Linked DNA regions of Homo sapiens: region 2 is linked to region 1. A link is a loop called in an ENCODE intact Hi-C map of the cell type or tissue named here. Cell type or tissue: dorsolateral prefrontal cortex. All regions are shown on one strand. Links, peaks and the distances in the headings refer to the core of each region. The heading gives the core; the rest is flanking DNA.

Evidence for each region. A loop is a pair of places that touch in the nucleus more often than their neighbours do. Peaks named below come from ENCODE experiments on the same cell type or tissue, not always from the same donor. Only the 100,000 strongest peaks of a DNase experiment are listed, where the experiment ranks them.
Region 2: it touches region 1 in a loop (6-fold over the local background); 1 of 110 quality-filtered maps calls a loop at or near these places.

What each region holds. Positions count from the first base shown.
Region 1 is chr12:88,358,342-88,366,688 of GRCh38, reverse strand. No RefSeq gene overlaps it. Among named protein-coding and RNA genes, the nearest start is that of KITLG, 220 kb to the left of the region's middle. In dorsolateral prefrontal cortex, for the core only: no CTCF peak of the experiment used is centred there; no DNase peak of the experiment used is centred there; H3K27ac peaks cover 528 bases.
Region 2 is chr12:88,448,213-88,456,559 of GRCh38, reverse strand. No RefSeq gene overlaps it. Among named protein-coding and RNA genes, the nearest start is that of KITLG, 130 kb to the left of the region's middle. In dorsolateral prefrontal cortex, for the core only: no CTCF peak of the experiment used is centred there; no DNase peak of the experiment used is centred there; H3K27ac peaks cover 649 bases.

The sequences.
Region 1 (8,347 bases), core at 194-8,193:
AGACATCTAAGCACAAAAGGTGAATGTGCCAAAGTTCTGGGTCAGGTCCTCCTTGTCTCTCACCTAGCCTGTTGCAACTGCTTCCTAAGGAGCTTTTCACTTTCCCTGAGAACTGTGCTTCTTTCAGAGCTTCCTCCTGGTCAAACCTTGTCTTGAACTTTCTAATCCTGCTATTTCATTTAATCAGGTTAGATCATCTGGGAATAATCATGTCCTAAATCTTTACTTATTGAAATCTTATTCAGCCTTCAATGTTCTGCATAAAGAATAAATGCCCCGTATTCCTCACTGTTAGAAATAATTTTCCTGGCACTTTCCTGTATAACATCTTCATCAACGGCAGCAGCATTTTTCAGGCACCTACTTTGAGCCAGGCATTGTGCAAGCTAGACGTGTTAAATTCTTTTTCTAATTGCCTCCAAATCCCAGCTATTTCCCTCCATAGTAAGCCTGGGTTGTTACTCTGCAAGATTATAAGTTCTCTCTAAGCAGAAGCTGAGCTTTATTTACCTTTATATCCTTTAGCGTGTAGTAGAACCCCTAGCCTTGCACAAAATGGAGTGTTGGTAAATAGTGATTGAATGTGGAACCCTCTTTTCATCTTGTTTCTCCTAATTAACATTATGAACTATCAAGTACTCATTCAGAATAGACAATGCAGTATACCAAAAAACATTTTCATAGCCATTTATTTGTTCATGGCTGGATATTTGAAATCTTTGGAGAATTGCACGTGGCTTGGTTAGCTATAGTTAACAGCTCATTGAGTTCCTTCTGTTGATGCAGGGAATAATGCAATGGGTGACTTGGAGCTTGGATTTTGGTCTAACTAAAGTTGAGATTGTGACAGTTAGCAAAGCTTATCCACCAGAGTGGGTCTGAATGGTGGAAGCATGGGAAAGAATGTATTTGCCTTCCCTAGAGGGAGAAGGAGCCTCAGTGGCAAGAAACAGTGACTTGGAAACTCCTTAATATGGCATTCAGGGCCTATAACGATTGGGCCCCTTTTCACCTCCCTAGGTCATGGTGCCAACTTTCTGTGTTCTAAGCTCCAATCATAATAAACAATAGCATTTGCATTCCTCTGAACAAGCCAAGCTCTCTCTTATCTCAGGGGTTTGGTCGTGCTGTTTCTCAGCCTAGTACTGTAATCGGCACTCTATTTGGTGACAAATATTTACTTTTATAAATCATAACTGTGCTTAATGGGATCACATCAAGTTAAAAAGCTTCTGCACAACAAAGGATGCAATAAACAAAGTGAAGAGACAACCTACAGAATGAGAGAAAATATTTAAAAACTACGCACTTGACTAGGGAATAATAACCAGAATATGTAGAGTTCAAACAGCTCTATAGGAAAAAATCTAATCATCCCATTTAAAAAATGGTCAAAAAATCTGAATAGGCATTTCTCAAAAAAAGACATCCAAATGGCAAACAGGCATATGAAAACATGCTCAAAATCATTGATCATCAGAGAAACGCAACTCAAAACTACAACCATAAATCATCTCATCCCGGTTACAATGGCTTTTATCCAAAAGATAGGCAATAACAAATGCTGGCAAGGATGTGGAGAAAAGAGAACTCTTGTACACTGTTGGTGGGAATGTAAATTTGTACAACCACTATGGAAACAGTTGGACGCTCCTCAAAAGCTAAATCATATAATTCAGCAGTCCCGCTGCTAGGTATATATACTCAAAAGAAAGAAATCAGTAAATCAAAGAGATAATATACTCCCATGTTTATTGCAGCACTATTCACAATATCCAAGATTTGGAAGAAACTGAAGTGTCTGTCAACATATAAATGGATAAAGAAAATGTGGTATATATATACAGTGGAGTACTATTCAGCCATCCAAAAGAATAAGATTCTGTCATTTGCATCAACATGGAAGGAACCAGAATTCATGTTAAGTGAAATAAGCCAGGCATTGAAAGACAAATTTTACATGTTCTCATTCATTTGTGAGAGCTAAGAATTAAAACAATTGAACTCATGAAGATAGAGAGTAGAATGATGGTTACCAGAGGCTGGGAAGTAGGTAGTGGGGGGTGATAGGGGAAGTAGGAATGGTTAATGGGTATAAAAATACAGTTAGATAGAATAAATAACATCTAGTCTTTTATAGCACAACAAAATGACTACAGTCAATAATAACTTATTATTCATTTTAAAATAACAGAGTATAATTGGATTGTTTGTAGCACAAAGGATAAACGCTTGAGGTGACGGATATCTTATTTACCTTGATGTGATTATTATACATTGTTTGCCTTTATTAAAATATCTCATGTACCCCATAAATATATACACCTACTATGTACCCACCAAAATTAAAAAAGAATTTTTAAAAAATCAAAACCGTGTTTGTTCAACAATCCTAAATGCAAAATTTTTACAACCCAGAATAGAAAGGCATGTGCCCAGCTCTGGTCCTATTGAGATTATTCCAGGATTCTGAAGTCATTAGGAAGGAGACACTCAGAAAGAAAGCTCAGACTCTCTGTCTCCCAACATCTTCATCACAAGAATTTAAAATTTATCACACAACCTGGAATTATGAAGATTTTAGACTTTGACATAATTCTTAAAGTAGTGGTGAGATTCTTCAGCATCCAGTATGAATAAGGAGTTGGTTAGAGAAAATAATGTGGCAAAAGATGTTCTTGTTAAACATTCAAGTTAAACTTCTCATATAGAGCATCCCGGGCATTTACTAACTCATGGAAATGCTTGAATGAGCATGGATGAATGATTCTAGCCAGAGCTTATAATTTAGTATAGTTAATTTGTCACTCTTGAAGGTAGTAACTTGTTTTTCTATGCAATAAAAAGAGTGGGAAGGTCACTGGGCTCCTCTACTTTTCTTCCAGAAAGAAAGGGAAAGAAAACAAGCTAAAGATGATTGAGTGATTGTAAGAAACAAAGCTGTTGGTATCAGAAAATAAGAGAAAAAAGGACAAGGGATAGTGAAATTTGCATACACATAAAGTGGATAATCCATTCCAGTCTAAAATCAGCATCATTAAATAGTTTTTCAGTTATGTATTCTTATTCATAATCTAATTAGTTTTAAACTTTGATTCCACTTGGAAAATTTTAATCTGTCTCCAAGTTTTCTTTTTATGTTATTTGGAAAGGTTTTTCTGAAAAGTCTTATAAATTAGTAAATACATTTGGTTTTCTCAAAAAAAAAAAAAAAGCTGCAGTGACAAGTTTCCAGTGCATACTTATTTTTGCTGCAGGTATGATAAAGCATATTTTGAATGTGATCTGCATAGCATGTCAGGAAATAGGTCAGTCTCCCTAATGTTTTATAATGTCCTAAACCAGTTAACCATGTGTTGTCCAAAAAGTAAAACAGAAAGTAGTCTATTTGAGAGACAAAAATACAAACAGCAATTCTGCATGAATGATAATTTCCCATGCAGTCCTACAGATTTATGGTTATTTTTAGATCTTTTCCCAGAATAATTTGTAGTTTAAGTGGATGAAGTTTATAACTATGGGAAATGACTTGCTGTATCTTTCACTGTGAAGTCTTTTCCTTTTCTTTCTTCACTCATTTGAATAAAAGAGGATATGTATAAGTAATGCAGATAGCATTTGAGCGGGAAGCTGTGATCTTCACTGATTAAGCATCACAGAAATAATTTTTATGCAGCACTTGATAACAAATTATGCTTTTGCACGTATTACCACAACCATTCTTAGAACTGATGCCAATGTTTAGTAATAATCAAGTAAAGAATCTGTCTTACAAAAAATAAAACAAAACAAGAAATAAAAATAGCAACAAAACAAATCTACCAAGATTTGTATAGAGAAGAGCTCATAAAGAAAATAATCTTCGGATGAGAATGAATAACAAAAAAGATCCCTTCTTTCCCCTTAAGAAACTTTTTTCTTTTTCTTTTCTCTCTTTTTTTTTTCTTTTTTGGTTCTTTCAGTTGGATTCCTGCCTGGCTGTCAGGGTGGGAGGAGGTGTGAAGGTTACATATAAATTCCAGAAAGTCCTCTTCTTTTCTATCCTTATTGAACGTTTACTTTGGCATGACTAAGTCCAAATAACCTTGCCAAAAAGAGCTCTGTAATTAAACTCTAAAGAAAAAAAATACCTGGCATTTCCACATTTTCATGGCACATTTTCAAAGCTGTGCCAAAGGAAGAAAAGCAAACAATATAACAAACAACAACAAATAACCTTGATAGAGCCCCTTACCCTAACAAAAATTGCCCACGAGCTTCAACCATGTCAATACAACTTTGCAAAAGCCATTGCTGATGTCTCCCTCCAGCCCCTTGTCTCCTCAAGATTTTGTGATTTGGTCTTTACCTCTCTAACTTCATTTGGATAACTGCTTTTATCTTGTTCTGTTTTGGTGCCATAAGCCCTCTTGCTCCAATGCCCTGAAAAGGCTCATCTGAAATGATACTTTCTCTCTTTTTATCCCACTCTGCCTTAGTTTAACCACTGCTTATACTTTAGCTATGAGGCCAAATGCCCAGTCCCTCAGAGAGGCATTTCTTTATACTCCATGAACATAGTCTACACTAGGTAACCTTCTGTCTGGCTCTTATAATCCATATAGTCATTAACATAGTTTGGATATCTATCCCCTTCACATATGTTGAATCACAATTGCTCCCTCCACTTCACTTTCCACCATGAGGGCAAGCTTCCTCATCAGAACAAAATTCTGGTACCGTGCTTCTTGTACAACCTGCAAAACCTTGAGCTGAATAAAGTATTTTCTTTATAACTTACCCAGTCTCAGGTATTCCTTTATAGCAATAGGTACCCCCCACACCCTGTTCCCAATCCACAGTTTAGATTTCTAAAATTTCAGTTACCCACAGTCAACTGCCATTAAAACAAATAAATGGCAAATTCCAGAAATCAACAATTCATAAGTTTTAGATTGCATGCTTTTCTGAGTTATGTGATGAAATCTTGCAGTGTCCCACTCTACCCTGCCTGGGACATGAATCATCCAGCATATCCACACTGTCTGTGCTACCTGTCCCTTAGTCACTCAGTAACCCTCTTGGTTATTAGAACAATTGTCACAGTATCACAGTGCTTGTGTTCAAGTAACCCTTATTTTACTTAGTAGTGACCCTAAAGTGCAAGGGTAGTGATGCTGGCAATTTGGATATGTCAAAGAGAAGCTGCAAAGTGCTTCCTTTTAATTAAAAAGGTGAAAGCTCTTGACTTAAGAAAACAAAAAAAATTGTATACTGAGACTGCTAAGATCTACAGTAAGAACAAATCTTATGTCCACGAAATTAAGAAGGGAAAAAGAAATGTATGCTAGTTTTGCTGTGGAACCTCAACTACAAGACTTACAGCCACAGCCCATAGTAAGTGCTTTGTTAAGATGGAAAAGGCATTGAATTTGTGGATGGGAGACATAAACAGAAATGTGTTCTGATTGACGGCAGTCAGTTTCAGTACTATCCTTGGTTTCAGGCATCCACTGGGGATCTTACAACGTATCCCCTGCAGATAAGGGGATGTCTTTCCAACTTAGTATTTAACATAGCTTCTAATTATACATTTACTTGTGAAATATTTGGTTAATGATTTTTTTCCTTCACTAAACTGTAAGATAAATGAAGAGAATGACTGTGTTTATTTTTCCATCACTATATCCATATAGTGGGTATAGTGGGTATACCCATAAAACCTAATTAGTATATGTTACATAACTGAATGGATGGATGGATAAATAAAATAAGAATGGATGGGAACTCCCCTGCTAGATGCATTCTCTAGTCTCAGCTATGTGAAGGTATCATGATACTGTAGGACAACATTGTTCAATAGAAACATGAGCCATAGATGTCATTTTAAACTTTCTAGTAGCAACATTTTTTTTTAAAAAAAAGAAGAAACAGGTGAAATTGATTTCAATATTATATTTTCATTAACCTAACAGATTCAAAAGGTTATAATTCCCTTGTTTAATCAATATAACATATTTTAATGATCTATTTTACTTTGTAAAATATTAAATCTAAAAAATCCTATGTATATTCTATAGTTCCTGGCCTACTCAATTTGGACTGGCTGCATTCCAAATTCTCAATAGCCACATGACCTGACAATAGCCACATGACCTGGCAAAGTCCAGTGAAGCAGAACTGCCAGAAGTTTATGTGCATAAAGAAAGATCCTAGAGAGTAAGGCAGAATTCATTGCAAGGGAGAGTTGAAAACACTGATTCAAGATTGGTTTGGGTAAAAGGGGAGGAGGTTTTTTAAAAAAAAAAAAAAAAGTTTTTTTCCTGGAATTTGAGAGTGCCACACGAGAAGAGATAAAGTAGAAGAGGGCCATGGGGAGAGGGCTAAAATGGAGAGGCTATAGCAACAGCTCTGACAAAGAGCAGAATAAATGGAGGAGGACAGGGTGGTATGCTGGACATCCTGAACAGGCTGAGAGGGATCTGAGGGATGGTTAGAAAGCTCAAAAGTTTCTTAATTGAGTCAGAATTTAGCATATTATTTGTTAATGTTATTTTTCCCTGAGAAAATGTGCTGGACAAAAAAAAAAAGTGTAGTGTTTTTAAAATCCATCTATTTTAAAATCTATCTATTTTAAGACCTAGTTTTGAATATGTGATTTGATAGTCTCTGTTTTAAGACTGGGGAACATAGTGAGAACCCTATCTCTACAAAAAATAGATTGAAAAAAAATTAGCCAGGTGTGGCAGTGCACACTTGTGATCCCAGCTGCTTGGGAGACTGAGGTAGTAGGATCACTTGAGCCCAGGAGGTCAAGGTGGCAGTGAGCATTGATCGTGCCACTGCCTGGGTGACACACTGAGACTCTACCTGAAAAAAAAATAGTAGTTGTTTTAGAAGATACCTTGTGCCTGGATTCTCAAGTATATAAGAGGGATAATTATATCTAACTGAATGGCTGGATAAATATTACATGAGATAATGCCATATTTTCCCAATATAGTACATACTTCCTGGCTTGTCTGTGGAATTGTCCCACTTTTAGCGTAGAAAGTCCCACTGCCTGAGACAAGTTGGAATGGCTGGTTACCTTATTTACATGTGAGATAAATTTTATGGGAATCTTTTAAATTTTAATAATTATATATGTTTATGAATATGTTTATTTTAAAATAGGGTTTTTACACATGAAACGTGCCAGTTATTATTATGTAAATTAGGGACAAAGTGGGTAGGCCCCTGTGTATCCAATTTAGACAACAACATGAGTAATAGGCACAGTGTTTGGGCACGCCTGTAAATATTTTAAGCCTTTAAAAACTGAACTTTTAGAATAACTATTCAGAAGTGTTGATAATGGATATGATGTGTGTCACTGGTGAAGATTTTCATGTACTCAATTTCCATTTACATTGTTTGAATTTCCTTTAGATTTTGTTTTGTTTTTCCTTTTTTTTAAGGCAATCTAGAAAAAACATTAGTTTTAGTGACAAAAATGTTCATGATAGTAGATGAGAGACTGGGGTTTGGGAAGTGTATTAGTTCATTCTCATGCTACTATAAAGAACTGCCTGAGACTCGGTAATTTATAAAAGAAAGAGGTTTAATTGACCCACAGTTCTGCATGGCTGGGGAGGCCTCAGGAAACTTACAATCATGGATGAAGGGGAAGCAAACATGTCCTTCTTCACATGATGGCAGGAGGGAGAAGTATGAGAGCTGAGTGAAGGGGAAGCCTCTTAAAAAACCATCAGATCTCGTGAGAACTTACTCACTATCCACAAGACTAGCATGGGGGAAATGCCCCCATGATTCAATTACCTCCCACTGGGTCCCTCCCATGACACGTGGGGATTATGGGAACTACAATTCAAGATGAGATTTGGGCAGGGACACAGAGCCAAACCATATCAGGAAGTATTGAGAAAATGTGTATATAAAGCATCTTTCACAAGGCCTAGTCTATTACAGATGCTCAAGAAGTGTATTGTTCTATCTTCCTCTTTCTTCGTTGTTTGTAAGGGAACTTTGTAGAAAAGAGATGCTGAAATTAGGCAAATCAAGGTTTGAATTCTAACACTGCCAATGACTGATTGGTAGACTTGAAGGATGTTATGTAGTTCTTCCAGGACTCTATATAACAGTGGATAATGGGATTCACTTCAAAGTATCATGAGGGTCCCAGGAGAACACTGGTATAAGCAAAACAATTACATAAATTAGGGACTTGGTAAATATAATCCCTTCTTTTTCAATTTTTAAAGGTAAATTAAATAGATGATTCTGTCTATTCTTAATATTTTCTTCATTCTCTATAATTCAGGGAAAATGTCACACCTCTTCTAGTGTCTTCCTCCAGCTATCAAGC
Region 2 (8,347 bases), core at 63-8,062, 90 kb before region 1:
ATTGGAGCAGGGGAACCAGATGAGCCCATTGGATTTCTGACCCACAGAACTGTGAGATAACATGTTTGTATTGCCTAAGCCACTAAATTTGTTATGGTAGTAATAGGAAATAAACACTTAATTCTATCGCCTATGTTTTTGGTTTCATGCTTGACTATTTCAAGACAACATTCAGGGTAAGAAATATTATTTGATATCTACTCCTTTCTAGTTAATATCCAATAAAAATTATCTCTTCCTTTTCAGCTCTAATATTCTGGTTGAATACTTTACTTCAGCTTCTAAAACTCAATGGGGCTTTCTTAAAATTAATTTTCTTTATCTTATCTTAAGGACCTTTGTGAAAAGAAACATTGCAATGTTTCTGAGACTCATTTTTGGATAATCACAGAGTTCCAACTCTCTTCCCTTAAAATCTGTATGATTTCAACTAGTTCATCGAGCTGCACTCACTAGGGCTCAAACAGAAGGCAACTTTATTGTTTCTTACCATCCCCATTAAAGTCGCTCTGTTGGTTTATTCTTTTGCACTCATGGGTAAACTCTCCAGAAGCTGCCATAGCTTTTAAAAACACCGTCATATGTGAAAGCATAATTTCCTTTTTTTCCCCTAATGTAATCAGATATTGGTACCTTCTGGGTGAGCTAGATGACCAAATGCTTCTTTTATGGGGTGCCTCCGTGGGTCCCTTAGAGATCTTCTCTCTCAGATGTTCAGTTGCTATACTATACCACTCGTATTTCCTTTAGCTATCCAGATATGATTGCTCTCAAACCTCCGGACTCTGGCAATGTATCCTATTCCACTAGGGTTCAGCCCTCTAGGTGGTCTTCTTGGGTAAAACCTGTCAAGAGGGCTTATGGCAGTCTACCTACCATGGGTCATCTCTGGGCCATAAAAAAGATATACCTGTGCTCCACCATGCAGGGAGGCTCACCTTGCTCCTACTCAAATTTTTCCCCTTCCATTAATTTTTGGCAAAACTTGCCAATTGTTCAACTTTTCCAGATGGAAGTCAAGCTCTAGTCTCTGTGTTTTTTCTGAACTTCAGAGCTCATGGGCTAAGACTTTGAGTGGCCCTCTTGAAGTCTGCCTACTTTGACCTTCTTAATGGATGAAATTCAAATATCCAAGAACATGGGCAACTCTTTCTTGAAATAACCGTTACTCTCTGTTATGGACTGAATGTGTGGGTCACTGCAAACTTTATATGTTGAAGCCCTAATTCCCAATATAATGGTATTTGGAGGTGTGGGTCTTTTGAGGGTGTAGATGAGGTCACATAGGTGAGACCTCCATGATGAGGTGAATGCCATTATAAAAAGAAGAAAGAGGCCGGACACAGTGGCTCATGCCTGTAATCCCAGCACTTTGGGAGGCCGAGGCGGTCAGATCACGAGGTCATGAGATCGAGATCAGCCTGACCAACATGGTGAAACCCCGTCTCTACTAAAAATACAAAAGTTGGCTGGGCGTGGTGGCACACACCTGTAAACCCAGCTACTCAGGAGGCTGAAGCAGGAGAATTGCTTGAACCTGGGTAACAGAGGTTGCAGTGAGCCGAGATTGTGCCACTGCACCCCAGCCTGGTGATGGAGCAAGACTCCATCTCAAAAAAAAAAAAAAAAAAAAAAAAAGAAGAAGAAGAAAGAGAGAGCTCTTCCTGCATGCACACACCAGGGAAAGGCCATGCAAAAACATAACTAGGAAGAAGACCCTCATCAAGAACCTAACTGTGGTGGCACCCTGATCTCCGGCTTCCAGCCTTCAGAACCATGAGAAATAAATGTTTGTTACTTTAGTCACGCAGTCTATTGTAATGTGTTGTAACAGCCAGATCTAAGACACCCTCCCATCCCTTACCTCCTACTGAATTATTCTTTGATACAATCTGAACCAACACTGGCAGAACATTTTTTTTTTTTTTGCCACTTCCTTTATAAATGGCCCATCTTGCCTTAACCGTGGGAGTACTTGGCACTTACTGTTCTCAGCTTTGGGATCTTGGCCTAACTTCCCTGTGACAGTTAATTTTAGATGTCAACTCGACTGGATTAAGGAATACCTAGAGAACTGTTGAAGCATTATTTCTGGATATGTCTGTGAGGGTGTTTCCAGAGGAGATAGGTGTGTGTGATTGTGAACTGAGTAGGGAAGATTCACCCTTAATGTGGGGAGGCACCATCCAATCAGCTAGGGGCCTGATAGAACAAAAAAGGCAGAGGAAATATGATTTTTCTCTCTTTTTGTCTCCTGGAGCTGAGACATCCTTCTCCTCCTACTCTTGGACATCACCAGAACCTGAGGCTCTCTGACCTTTGGACTTCAGTGCTTCTCCATACTCGGGTTCTTGGGTCTTTGGCCTCAAACTGAGTTACAGCATTGCTTGTTCCAGGGCATTCAGACTTGGACTGAGCCACGCTACCAGCATCGTGGATCTCCAGCTTGCAGAGGGCCTATTGTAGAACATTTCTGGCTCCATAATTGCATGAACGAATTCCCCCAATAAATCCCCTCTCACTGATCTATCTATCTATTCACCCATCCTATTGGTTCTTTCTTTCTTGAGAACTCTGGCTAATAACACTTCCAAATGGGAAGATCCATAATTTGATATCCTGTTAACATTTCACCAAATGCTCTGTTTCTATAATAATGTCTTGAAAAATGAAAGTTGAAGTTCCTCTGAAATTAACGTGAGTTCTAGCATTCTAAAAGTGAACAATTAGAAAGTATCCATCCATTGCCTAATCTTGCCATTTAGTTTTATTCAAGGAAGAGAACACACAAGACTATTTCCTGAGGGAGGCTTCCAGAGAAAGTTCTGCTGTCTGAGGGTTACTATTTAAGTAAACTCTTAAGTAACTATGAATTGTTTTAAAATCCAATGGATTAGAGAAAAGCTTGATGAAATCACTCTTCCAAATACATGGAATTTGCTACTGTTAGCTTAACAATTTTTCATTTTCAATACATATCTCATCCAAATAAAGGAGGTTTAAATCTTCAGTAGTTCTTTACCCAGATGCATGCTTTATGAGATCAGTGAATTGCTAAAGAAAACAGATGATTCATGTATAATATACATGTAGAACTTTATCCTGCTGAGAAATCAAAAGGGATTTACTACTTGAAAGACTCATAAGATGAAATTTTATTATAAAAGATGATGTATGTCATTACAAAACATGTTACATGAGGTCCCATACATGAGGGATGACTACAAAATTGCTTAAACCAAGTGTTCTTTATTAGAAGCTTAAAAAGCACAAAGTTGGCGCAGGCAATAAATAAAAATTAGAGGTTGGCTGTCACCCAGGAATACCTAGCTCAATGGCTGTGTCTTGAAACAAGATGTAAATAAAAGTAATTGCTAAAGCAAAATTCTATATTAGACACAGCTTTCCCACTAGACTTATACTATAAAATTGGAGATTATTTCTTCAGGTGAGAGAAATATGTCTAAATTATGCTTATTAATAATACTTCTTAAGATATGCAGCTTGAGCTAAAGAAAGAAATCATTGGTCCCAATGATATGATGCAAAGTGAAATATATAATCTAAAATAAAATGAATATATTCAAAATTAGGCATAATCAGGCAAGACAGAAGTAATCACACAGTATAGAGTACTTTGATGGTAGCAGATTCAAAGGCTTTTTAATTTGTCCAAATTTCAAAACTTGACTTACTGTCTGTCTCATGTCCAATTTCCTTAAGAGTCAAGGACCAATAATGTTTATCTGATAAATAATTTTATGCTAAAATGTCAATGATTGATTACAGCTTTATATCATTTTTATTTTGCATGATACCTTTGTAGGGTTTATTTTTCAGTTCTTTAAGTCCCTTCTGTAAAGATTATCACTGAATAATAAAAAAATTTAGTCACTTACCATGGAAGCTGGAAAGGAAGATGTTTTAGGGAAATGGTCCTTGGAGTAGGATACAGAGTATGCTTTCTTTGGAACACCCACTCTACTTGTGAGACCTTGGGTGATAAGAGTGATTAGAGTATAGACTCTAGAGTCAGAATGCATAAGTTCAAGTCCTCACTCTCCTACTCACTAGCTGTGTAAATGCAAAAGCTATTTCTCTCTGTGTCTCTGTTAAGGTAAAAAAGTGCCTACCACATAGAGTTCTTGTGAATACACAGTAATGTGATCTAAATGGTACCTAACCCATTCTGAGCACTATCTGCAGTCACCATTAAAATAATAATAACTATTATTATTATCAAATGAGACAATAACATGTAAGGGGCTTTGAACAGATGAATGCATAGTGAGCACATAAAAAGCTTCTGAGCTCCTCCTTTGTATGTATGTTTATGTTTATATTTGTACACATAGCCTGGTTCCTATTTAAGCATGTTTAATGAAGAGTCAGGTTTCCTAAGGGTTATCATAATTTTTCTACTATTTTAATCATTTATTTATTTAAAAAATTTACAGAACACTCAGCATATGCCAGGCACTATGCTAGCTATTAAGAATACAAGGATATTTCTTATCAACAACAGGAAAAGGGGTAAAGAGAAAAAGAGTGTCACAGAATGACAAAAAAAATCCCATAAAAAAGTGAAAAGTAAAAACAGGAAATCAAATACTACGTGTTCTCACTTATAAGTGGGAACCAAAGATTGAGTATACAAGGACATAAAGATAGAAACCATAGAAACTGGAGACAGTCAGAGCAGGGAGAGTGGGAGAGGGATGTAGGCTGACAAACTAACTATTGGGTACTATGTTCACTACCTGGGTGACGGGGTCCATACCCCAAACCTCAGCATAACATAATATACCCATGTAGCAAACCTGTACATATACCCCTGAATCTAAAATTTTAAATAAAGAAAAAGAAAAGCAGTGAGTAATAAATGATCTGCAATAACCATTTCTGAGCAAAGCTGCCCCGAGAATGAAAAAGAATTTGAAAGCTCAGACAGTACAATAAATTTTATTTAAAACATTAAAATATGTCCACTATATAAAAATAGGAAAGACCTAGGTATATGTGTAAGCAGGAGAGAAGAAACTGGCTGAGAGAGAGTACAGATGCCCCAAAAGAAGGAGAATGATTAAAGAAGGAATTTGCTTCAGGAATTCAGGAGAAAACATTAAGAAGGGCCACACACACACACACACACACACACACACACAAAATGCCAGAGAGATATTGAGATAAGACTGGAAGAAACGCACAAGTTGGACCCAGCTTGAAAGATCTCACTCAGCTAAATGCTGAGTGAGTATATGCTACGAGTTAAGATTAAATTTCAAGTAGAGGAAAGGAATCTGAAATGGCCTTCTAGGGAAGCCTAGCTGAGAGAAAAGAGCGATGAACTGAGAGTCCGGGGCTCTCAGTTCTAACTTGAATTTAGCGGATGGCTCTTGATTAGCCATTTACATTCCTCAAATGTAAAATTCAAGTATTGAACTCTGAGTCCTCGATACCCTGCCAACTTCAGAATACTACACAAATGATGATTAGAAGATTGCCACAAAACAGCAACATTTTAGTTGAAGTTGATCAGTGTGAAGTGGCAATAAATAAACGAGGACCAAAAATAAAAGTGCTTATCAGCTAATTTGAAGTTCCTATATAAATTGCTTACGGATCTTTGATGAGTTCGTAAAACTCATTTGTCCAGCTGTTTCTGAGTGAGGCCAGAAATCCTTTATAAACTCCATTTATCCTGGTAGGGTGCTGACCGATGCTGCACTGATAGTAGATGAGCAGGCAGAGTGATCCAGAAAATGCAGAATATCATTTTAGAAGACTGGCTTACATGTATGAGAGTCACATCTCACTTCCGGAAGGCATGTAATGTATGATGCCTGTATCATCTCAGTTATCTCATCTTCATTGGAGCCGTAGTACCCACAACTACCTTTTTGTTGGCAAGTGAAGAAAAATGCCCAGATTTATGAAGGATGTCACCATCAATTGATACAATTAGTTAGTGAAAAAGTCCTGGTTTGTAAATAATTATGGTCAGATATAGTGCTGTGGATATATGGGATAGTAGAAAATAAAAATCTGAAAAATAGTGGTTTATTTCTCATTCATGTAAAACAAATCCAGTGGTAGGCTTTTCAGGGAAGGATAGAAGCTTCACATTGTGAGGGACCCAGGCTCCTATCTTCCTGCTCTATTAGATCCAGTGGGGATCAGCTGGGGGTTCTCCTCCCTCCAAGCTTCACACAAGAATGCAGGCTGGCAAAGTCTCCACTGTCTGGAATGTAGATGGTTCCTGGGGCTAGAGAACAGAGCACAAGTTACTTCTATGCATTTCCACTGGCCCCTGGTAGTCACATGGCCACATCTAATTTTAAGGGGACAGGGAAATGCAATCTCATCATGTGCTTCGATGGAGAAGAACCAGAATATCTGTGAACAAGCCTATTGACTACCAGAGAGACCTTCCTTAGAGAACCAGTTAACTAAAATTATGAATCCAGATTTTAAAGGAACATATAAATGACTACCCAGGAAATAATCACGGTAAAGGCAAGGGGAAATCATCCAAAGGCAAAATAGGCTCTTCAGAATCACTATCTAATTATTAGTTTAAAATGCATATTTCTTGACATTAGCTCAAGTGAGTCTGATTCTGTTGGTTTGGAATGTGGCCTAGAACTCTTCCTTTAACAAACATGCCTACAGATCCTCAGGTGCTTAACCCACTTTGAGTAAAACTGCCTAATAGGAATTAGAACAGCTAAAATTAATTAACTAAAAAATGCAGACCAAACCAAATACTAATTCAAGGCATTTTTAATATGATGAAGATTTAGTTGCTTTCAACATTGTGAGATGAAAAATTAGTTTTTTCAATTATCCAAACCGATCATACATTCAGATAGGGAAATAATTCTGACTTATTCAATATTTAAAGAGATAGTTAGAAACATTTATCCTTTCTTGCTGGCCAAATTACTAACTACAGAAGATAGAAAGTGGTTATAAACACTAGCTTTGGTATTAGCAGACCCATATTTGAATCACAGATTTGTTTGAATTTGGGCATATTTATCCCTTATCTGAGGCTTAGTTTCCTCAAAACAAGGCTAACATTGCTTTCCTTACAGTTTTGCTTTGAGAATTAAATGAAATAATACCTGTGAAATACTTAGTACAAGCACTTGGTTAGTGCAACTAAAGAAGAAGAATAATTAATTTAATTATAAATTTAAAAGCTTCTTTCAATGGTTATTGTCAACCTATTGGATAATCTAAAGATTCTCTGAGTGCTAGTATAAAATAAATTCATGTTATTTAATCCAATATTGCCAGTTTAAATAAATTTCTGTGCTGCATACAAAAGCTTTAGAATAATTTAATTAACTTAGAATAATGAACTACTTTTTTAGGTGAAAGAGAAGATGCTCAACACAGAATAACATTAGACTGCAAAAATTCCTTTGTTAGGTAAACATTTTCCTTATAGAAGTATTCTTCTGATCTAAGTGCTTGCAAAATCCATGGTAAGCACAAATGTATATCATATTGCTGAGCAAATCTACATTACGGGTGAAAGGAAATAAAAGCTCTGAGTACTTTTTCAAGGTGTAAAACAGAGTCAGGTGTCAGCACAAGTAAGTAAATGCAGTTCCTGTCTGGGCAAGTGATGAATTGAATCAAGAACCGTGTAATCAAAGTGAACACTGATAATACTGCTGTTGTATGTGTATCCATAGAGGCTCCACCCTATGTGCTGGTATCAAATCTACATCAGATGGCAAGAGAAAAACATTAAGAACTTGAAGCACAGCCAGTGCTGCTGCAACAAAGCTTAATGGCCGCCTTCCCACTGTGCTCAGCTGGTCATCTCCTAACAATGGTCGATAACAAAACCCAGATACCTCACCAGCTACTGTCCACTAAGCTAAAAAGGGCTGTCTATGAAGCAGTCAGATGAAATTCTATAAAAAGTCACTGAAGGAGAAACTTCAATAGTGCCACACAGATTGTTGTTGACTGTGGGGAGACAATCACAGCTGACATAAGAGCCAACCATAGGTGCGTGTAGTGTTTTGACAGTAATTAGAGATGAAGAGCTCACTTCCAGGAGAAGCTGTATGCAACCAGTGAGGCAAGAAAAACAGCAGAGGTGAATTTATAGAGAAGCAAATGAAGCTTGCGCTGGCATCTTTCAAGGCACCAGCAAGGGAGCTAGCACTGGGTTCATATGGTCATTTGTTTTTGTAACATTTTCAAAATTATAATATTTTAACAGCAATTGGTTGGGATCACAGTCTCTTTCCAATCCACTTTAGCCTTCCTCACATTTCGCCTTGTGTGGAGAGTGTGAGAGTAGTCATGGGCATTTCTGAGATCC